2 separate regions of the Mus musculus genome follow, and region 1 is linked to region 2. The links are chromatin contacts, found by Hi-C or POLR2A ChIA-PET in ENCODE. All regions are on one chromosome and are shown on one strand. Each heading gives the region's core, a stretch centred on a gene start or an enhancer-like site at or near the end of the contact. The rest is flanking DNA. Distances are from core to core; before and after follow the strand shown.

Region 1 (4,001 bases), core at 640-3,139, 33 kb after region 2:
AGGACAGTTTTGGAACTTGTATGCTCTCTAGCAACTTTGTGTGAATTTTTATACAAGCACTGTTTTATTAATTATATAAAATATAAAAATAGAAAAACTGGTCTCTTTAACGCTTCATTTCTTTAGGCCACTTAGAGTGTGTCTGAATTTGTCTGTCCACCTGTTTGGGGACTTCAGTGCCTGGATGTGGGGTACAGCTTGCAAGGTTTTGGTCATAGGCGAGTGGCAGAACTCACCAACTCCATCCTTCAGTGCTACTTGTATACAGAGCACAAATTGAGGCACTCTTCCATCTCCTTCCTGGCCTGGTGCCAGCCCTGCCTGTCCCAGCAGGACATCACTTCCTCGACCCCAGTATTTCCACCCTGTGTCACATGGGTTGTAGTTTCTCAAAGCTAACCTGGTAACAAAAAGATACATGTTTTCCCTCTGCTGGTTACAAATCAGCAACCTTTTAACAAGTAGCATGGTCAAGCTGGAGAGGCCCGTGGTTAGGTGCACTGGCTGCTCTTCTAGAGGACCCAGGTTCAATCCTCAGCTCGACACCATCTGTAATTCCAGTTCCAGGAGATCCAGCACCCTCTTCTGACCTACTTGACTACCACATACACATATGGTAGGGCATACACATACATGCAGGCCAAACACCCATTAAAATGTAAGGCATGGGGGGGGAGGCGTTGAATTAAGTGCAATCTTCTACTGCATGCATTTTTCTGCTTTGTAACAAGCTGTCTTTGGGTTTCCATTGCTGTGAAATGACACCATGGCCAAGAACTTTTAAGGACAACATTGGGCTGGCTTACGGGTTCAGAGGTTCGGTCCATTATTAATCAAGGCAGGGGGATGGCAGCATCCAGGTAGACACAGTTCTGGAGGAGCTGAGAGTTCTACATCTTCATCCAAAGGAAGTCAGGAGCAGACTTTCCTAGGTGGCTAGGAGGAGGGTCTCAAAGCCCACCCCCACAGCCACACACTCCAACAAGGCCACACTGCCTCATAGTGCCATTCCCTGGGCCAGGCGTATTCCAACCACTTCACAGCCTTAGTTTAGAGAGGTTGTCTTGGCCGGTGGGAAGAGGCAGGTTCTTTATAAGTTAGCATCAGGATGGCTTGGGGAGGGGGCGTTGTTTGGTTTGGTTTTTGTATTTTTGAGACAGATTGAGTGGCCTGGAATGCACTAGATCAGTCTGGCTTCAAATTCAGATCCTCCTGACCAGGTACTAGGATTGATATGTGCGCCACTGGGGCTACAGAGCTAGCTCAGCAGTGAAGAGCACTGGCTGCTCTTCCAGAGGATCCATCCAATGCCCTCTTCTGACCTCTATGGACACACATGATGAATGGATGGATGGATGGATTTCTTTTTTTTAAGATGTGCACCACCACTTTACTGGTTTTATTGAGACAAGGTCTTACATACAGCAGAGGGTAAGCTTAAACTGACTCCACCTCCAGGACTCCAGGACTACAAGCTCAATTTAAATTTTTAATTGGCTTAATTTTCATTTCTAGACTTGAAAATTTTGTTTCAAAAAATAGGATAAGAGGAAGTCGGGTTTTATAGTCAGGGAAAGGCTGACGAGAGCGGAAGCCAGGGAAGACTGAGCACGCTGAGCGAGGACCTTGGCTTGGTGGCTCTGTCTGTTATCCAAGCGTTTGGGAAGCAAAGGCCAGAGTGCTGCTTAGAGGCTAAGGTCTCAGATGACAAGGGGATGAATGCAGTAAGAGGCCCTGCTGCCTCCACTCAGCAGATGTCTTTGGATGGCCAGAGCTCCTGGGCCTGCTCCATAGCTCTGACTAGTCCTGCCCCCATGAGTTACTAGTTAAGCAGCCCATTGCAACCTGGCGGGAAGGTCCTGACTTAGCACAGACCTGACAGGTCTTGCCTGAAGCTGATTTGCAAGATGTGCGTGGGTGGGGCCAGATTGGACCTTGGCTGCTCCCTGTGCAGAAGGCAGCCAAGCTGCTGCAGGTATTAATGAAACTGGGCCCTGGCCTGAGGCACAGCCGCAGGACTACGGGCTTTCCTGACCCCCCTGATCCTCACAGGCAGCAATGATGTGGGTAAACACACTGAGCACTGACAGGGAGTCAGTGTGTGCTATTTCTGCTGCAAGGCATAAGGAGTTTCCATCCTTGGTTTTGACAAGCTGAAGTCTTGGTGCCAACAGAGATGATGCACTCCCGTATGCATAAGGCCTGTGGCCGTCAGTGGTAATACATTGCTCAAAGTTGGCATTTCAACCTTTGATTTCTCTGCTTCAGAATCAAGAACTAAGAGATTTTCCCTAGGACAGGGTTTCTTTATGTAGCCCTGGCTGTCCTAGAACTCCCTCTGTGGACTAGGCTGGCCTCGATTGCAGAGATCTGCCTGCCTTTGCCTCCTGAGTGTTGAGATTAATGGTGTGTGCCACCACTGCCCAGTGCCCCCCACCCCAATGTTGATAGGTTATATATTGTTTAATAGTGACTTTGATTTCAGAAACAAGTAATGCCTCTCTTTAAGAACCTCGAAAGAACACGTTCATTTTAGAAAACTCTTGTTTGCCCTGGCTGCAATCTTTCTCTTGTCTGACTTGGGGAGATAGTCTCAGTGTTGGTGCTTGCCAGTAATCCTAATACTTGGGAGGCTGAGGCCAGGGATCATGAGTCAGAAAGTTAAAAGGGGCAGAGGGCTGCTGGGAGCTAGAGATTATACTGGCAACAAATGAGAAAGCTGGCTCATGCCAGGGAGGTGGAGTAAGGTAATGAGTCTTGAAGTAGTGCCCACGGGAAGGCAGCCAACAGAACCATTGTAATGGAGAAAGCAAGAGTGTTACCTGTGGGAAATAGCCTGGGACGGTGTGCCTCTGAAAGAAAGCTGGAGAAATGTGGGACGATGCACTTTGAGGCAACAGTGTGAGGCAATGGATTAGACAGAACTCAAGACACAGCAAGGGAAAGAGCATGCGATGAGATCTATAATAAAGCTATAAAATAACTTTAAGCAAAACAGTGAAATGCATTCCACAAAAATGCATACAGGCAAAATGATACCTTGTCCGAGTAGGAGAAGATGAGTTGGAAATGTGTAGCGAAGTTGGGGGGTGGGGGGAAGAGGGCCTCAGAAGGACCGAGTGAGGGGACCGTGGGCCAAGGTGCTTCATAAGGAAAACCTCTCATGGGTGTTGGTAAATGTTTAACAGCTGTTGCTCTGGGGGGGGGGGGGGGGAGGGGTAACGAACCCTGATCTGCAGCGTTTGCTGATTTCCAAGAGCCACTCTGGAGCTATCGAGCAGTTCGCAAGCTGCTCGCGTCCTGGGAACACAGTGTTCCAGTCGTGCTCCCTGGAGATCATGCAGTTGGGAATTCTCTGACTGTAAAGCGGACCTTCACAGAGCCACGGTAAGGCGGGGTTCCTTTTTTGTTGTTGTTGTTGTTTTTGGTTTTGTTTTGGTTTTTGGGTTTTTTGGTTTGGTTTGGTTTGGTTTTCGAGACAGGGTTTCTCTGTGTATCCCTGGCTGTCCTGGAACTCACATTGTAGACCAGGCTGGCCTCAAACTCAGAAATCCGCCTGCCACTGCCTCCCGAGTGCTGGGATTAAAGGCGTGCGCCACCACGCCCAGCAAGGAGGGGCTCCTTTTCCTTGCTCAGTTCACTTCTCGTTGTGAGCCCTTTAGGTAGGTTCATGAACGCCCACTGAACTGGAATGGTTTTTAGTTTCTTGAAAGGTAAGTAGCCAGCATGATGATGCACACCTTTAATCCCAGTGGTGGGAGTCAGAGGCAAATGGGTCTCTGTGAGTTCAAGGCCAGCTTGCTTGGTCTACATACCAACTCCACTCCATTTAGAGCTTAGATCTTTATAGTGAAGTTCCATCCCACCAAAACCAAACGCTTGCGGGAGCTAGAGAGATGGCTCAGTGGGTTAGAGCTGTGGCTGTTCTTGCAGAGAACCTGGGTTCAATTCCCAGCACTCGTGACAGCTCATAACTACATCCTCACAAGGCATACAGGCAA
Region 2 (3,889 bases), core at 1,275-3,774:
CGTCCTTGAATTGCTATGTAAACCAGGCTGGCCTCAAACTTAGAGATCTGACTGATCCTGCCTGTAGGGGGTGGAGGTGGGATGGGGGTGGGGGAAGGTATTAAAGGTGTCCACACCACCTGGCTTTTGTTGTTTTCTCAGACTGGGTCTCACTATGTATCCCATACTGGGATGGTCTTTTGGTTTCTCTGTAGACCAGGCTGCCCTAGAACTCAGGGATCCACCTACCTGCCATCTCCATCTCCGCTTTCTCCTATCAGTGTTGGAACCAAAAGAATGAACCACCATGACCATGTCAGAGATGCTGTTTTAGTGAAGTTAAACAGTAAAGTTAGCGTTCTTTCTCCACACACACAAGAAGTAAGACCAGTTAGCCACGAAGACAGAATACAGACTAGCCAGCATTCCAACCGTCTGTTAGAGATTGATAGGTTATCTGGGGACCCTTGGGGGCACCAAAGGTGGGGGCAGAATATTTAGGAACAGGAAAATTGGACTCAGCCCTGACAGAGGTTTGATTGGGTGAGGATTAAGCTCCTGTAGGAGACCCATCTACAGAACTGCCTAGAAATGCATTAGCACCTGTAATAATAATTTATACAAGAGACTAGGGAATGGCGTGTGTGTGTGTGTGTGTGTGTGTGTGTGTGTGTGTTAATTTTTATAAGTGAGACTATGCTTGCTATTCTAACCATTCTGTACCCACTATTGACATCTCTGTTTTAGAATTAGTTTTTGGAGTAGTAGAACTTTAGGACTCCTTGGTGTTTAGAGGGATATAGTCATGCTATCTTTTCTAGCCCTTGGCCAACCTGGAACTTGCTGTGCAAAACCAAGCTGGCATTCCTCTTGTCCCTACTTCCTTAGGGCAGGGATTATGGAAATGTGCTATCACGCCTATTTGGGTGGTGGTGGTTGTCCTCTGAGACAGGGTTGCAGGTGTTTAAACTGGCCTTGCACTCACTATATTGCCAAACCCAACCTTGAATCATCTTCCACACATGCACCCTGGTGTTGCATATGGAGCTCCGAGAACTGCTTACAGGAGTGAGTTCTGGAGAGTAAGCACCGGCCATTGCGCTTGGCGGCAAGCCCCTTCATCTTAGCCATCTCTCCTAGATAAATCACACACATACACACACACACACACACAGACACACACACACACACAAAAGCATTCACTGACAAAAATGGGTGGTTTTGGTCTTGTGAGCATCACTGTGCATTCTGCCCTTTCCTTTCAGAGCTGACAGGACCTTCCTTCCCTTTTGTGACTGAGGCTCCAATATAGCATTGCTTTGATTGTCACTTGTGAGTTCTGGACCTAGGTGCACACAAGTCAAGTCAAGGGCTCTGCATTTTAGCCCTCAATGTATCTCAAATGTGTAAAACAGGGCACTGTTTCTTCAGGAGTGGTTCGTGCCTGTGCCTGGCATGTTAGTCAGAATTTTGTCTGAAAAGCAGACTTATATATATTTAGAGCTAAGGTTTGCTCAACAACTGCTTTATTACAGCTCTCTGACTTGTTTCTTTTTTATTTATTTGGGGGGTGGGTTGAGACAGGTTCTTGTCATGTGGTGCATCTCCAACAGACAGTTCTCCTTTGTCTTCTTCTTAAATACTGGGATCGCAGGCACACAGGCCCATGCAGTTCAGACCCTCTTTTTCTCTTTCTGCTCAGGGTCTTTTCTGTGTAGTGCAGGTCAGGCCGCTCTAGAACCCGTGGTTCTCGTGTCTCTGCTTCCTCAGTGATGACATTAGTTAGATTTAAGTCCCCTTAAATTTGAAGGGAACATTGTTTGAGACAGAGGCTCATTCTGTATACAGGCAGGTCTTGAACTCTTGGCCCAGAACTCTTGGTCAACCTCTTAACATTTTTTTGTTTTCTGCCAATGGCCCCTTTCTCCTTTGCCTGTCAATTTTTCATTTATTAGCGATCACCAGGGTGGCGGCATAGATCCCTCACATGCAAGGACTGTTGGTTTGAGCTTGGGGCAAGTGCCTGACCAGAGCTTGTCTGGAGCAGCCGGGCTGTGCCCAGACGCTAGTTAACCAGCTCCTGTGCTCCCAAGACCGGACACTTGAAAAAGTGGAAAACACAAAGGAAACTCTGCTTTTGACTCTTAGGAAAGTGAGTCCCCTTTGTCCAGCCCCGGAGTGGGTGCTGGAGCATGCTGCCTTTCCCTCCTTGATGAACCAGTTTCTAGATGCCAGGTCTGAGGGTGAGCCCTTCCTGAGGCAAAGAGACCTTTAGTAGAACCAGCTAATAGAGATGGCAGCTTCAGAAAGCTCAGGGAACAGCCGATTGGAGCAGGGCTGTTGGGCGTGTGGGCCAGCAGGCAGGTCTGTGTGACTGCCCTTCCATGTCTGCCGGACGATGAGGTTGTGTGCTGGCTGCAGACAGAAGGCAGCGACAGTTACAGCTTTAGTAAAATTCAGGGGCAATTGCTCTGGTTTTCTGAGGACTGGTGTTTCTCAAACTGCATTTGCAGTTGTATCTAAAAATAGAAACAAATTGCAAACATGTCCTGCAAATCCCATGGGTAGGACAGGGCTGCCAAGAGTGCCTGTTCTGACAGAGCCAAGGCTCCCGGCTGACCTGTGAACTCAGAGACAGACCCCATGAGGGCAGCCGGCATGGGAACAGTCTCCCAGTCCTCGCTTCAGGAGGACATTTGATTTCATTTCACTCCAGCTTGCCCTTTTCATTTAAAATAATAATAACAATAATAATAACTATTATTATTATTATTGTAAAACTAAGATGTAAAACTTTAAGATGTTTGCTCTAACTTTACAATTCTTTTAGTAAAAAAGAAAGCTGAAAGTTTAAAAACAAAAAACATCACTAAAGGCTGTAAAGAGTTGCGCACACTTTTTAAATCACTGTACTATAGGATTGGAAGCAAGTGAATCATGAGTTTAAGGACAGCTGGGCTACATAGTGTTATTGCCTGGAAAAACTAAGATCTACTTTAAATTCAAATTTTCTGTGTGTGTGTGTGTCTGTAGGTGCACGAGTGTCGTGATGCACGTGTAGAGGTCAGAGGACAACTTTCAAGGAGTTGGCCCTCCCTGTTCACAGTAAGGACCACATGGACTGAACTCAAGTCCGGGCGCTAAGCATCTTCACCCACCTAGCCATCTGTTGGCCTTAAACTTTATAAGACTTCATATTGCGTGCTATGTGCCAGGCACTCTGTCTGTCTGTCTGTTGAGACAGCGTCTCTCTCTACAGATCCCTGGCTGGCCTCTGACTACTACTGGACTAGCCTCCGACTCAGCAAAGCTCTGCTATATATGTGGCCACCACCTTCTTTATATTTGTGATAGTTTGCACAGTTCTGTGATGTAAGGTGGGTGTGTTCAGTTCCACAGGAGAAAGAGCTGAGTTTTAGGCAGGCCAGGAACTGTATGAGGACTAAGTGCTGAATATTCTACCAGGGCTGAAAAGATGGCTCTGCAGTCAAGAGGGGCAGTGACTCTCACAGAGGAGCTGGCTTTGGTTCTTAGTACTCCCCACCACATAGCATAATTCCAGTTCCATGGAATTTTTTTGTTTTGTTTTGTTTTTTGTTTTTTGTTTTTTCGAGACAGGGTTTCTCTGTATAGCCCTGGCTGTCCTGAAACTCACTCTGTAGACCAGGCTGGCCTCGAACTCAGAAATCCGCCTGCCTCTGCCTCCCAAGTGCTGGGATTAAAGGCGTGCACCACCACACCTCGCAATTCCATGGAATTTAAAGCCCCTTCTGACCTCCCAACTGCTGAGCCATTTCACCGGCCCAAATTCTATTTTCTGAGTCAGGGTCTTGACTTTGTAGCCTGGCCCTGAACTCAAATCTCCCTGTGACTACCACCTAACAGCTAAGATTAAAGGCGTGCACCTAGC

Evidence for each region. A loop is a pair of places that touch in the nucleus more often than their neighbours do. ChIA-PET counts read pairs that join two places held with the same protein, here RNA polymerase II (POLR2A).
Region 1: a map of heart shows a loop between it and region 2 (5-fold over the local background). The contact joins two enhancer-like sites. A Hi-C loop is called at or near these places in 2 of 37 maps with a recorded cell type or tissue (adrenal gland and heart). POLR2A ChIA-PET finds 5 or more read pairs at or near these places in 4 of 5 experiments (all embryonic stem cell).

The regions. Positions count from the first base shown.
Region 1 is chr10:43,515,315-43,519,315 of GRCm38, forward strand. It overlaps Bend3 (BEN domain containing 3), which reads left to right. Exons shown (of 4, transcript NM_199028.2): 4 at 1-103. Among named protein-coding and RNA genes, the nearest start is that of Mtres1, 24 kb to the right of the region's middle. Within about 2 kb of position 1,890, at least 1 of the 3 ENCODE cell types and tissues checked has a DNase peak (open chromatin) inside an H3K27ac peak, as active enhancers do.
Region 2 is chr10:43,481,302-43,485,190 of GRCm38, forward strand. All of the region lies in intron 1 of Bend3 (BEN domain containing 3), which reads left to right. Among named protein-coding and RNA genes, the nearest start is that of Bend3, 4.1 kb to the left of the region's middle. Within about 2 kb of position 2,525, at least 2 of the 3 ENCODE cell types and tissues checked have a DNase peak (open chromatin) inside an H3K27ac peak, as active enhancers do.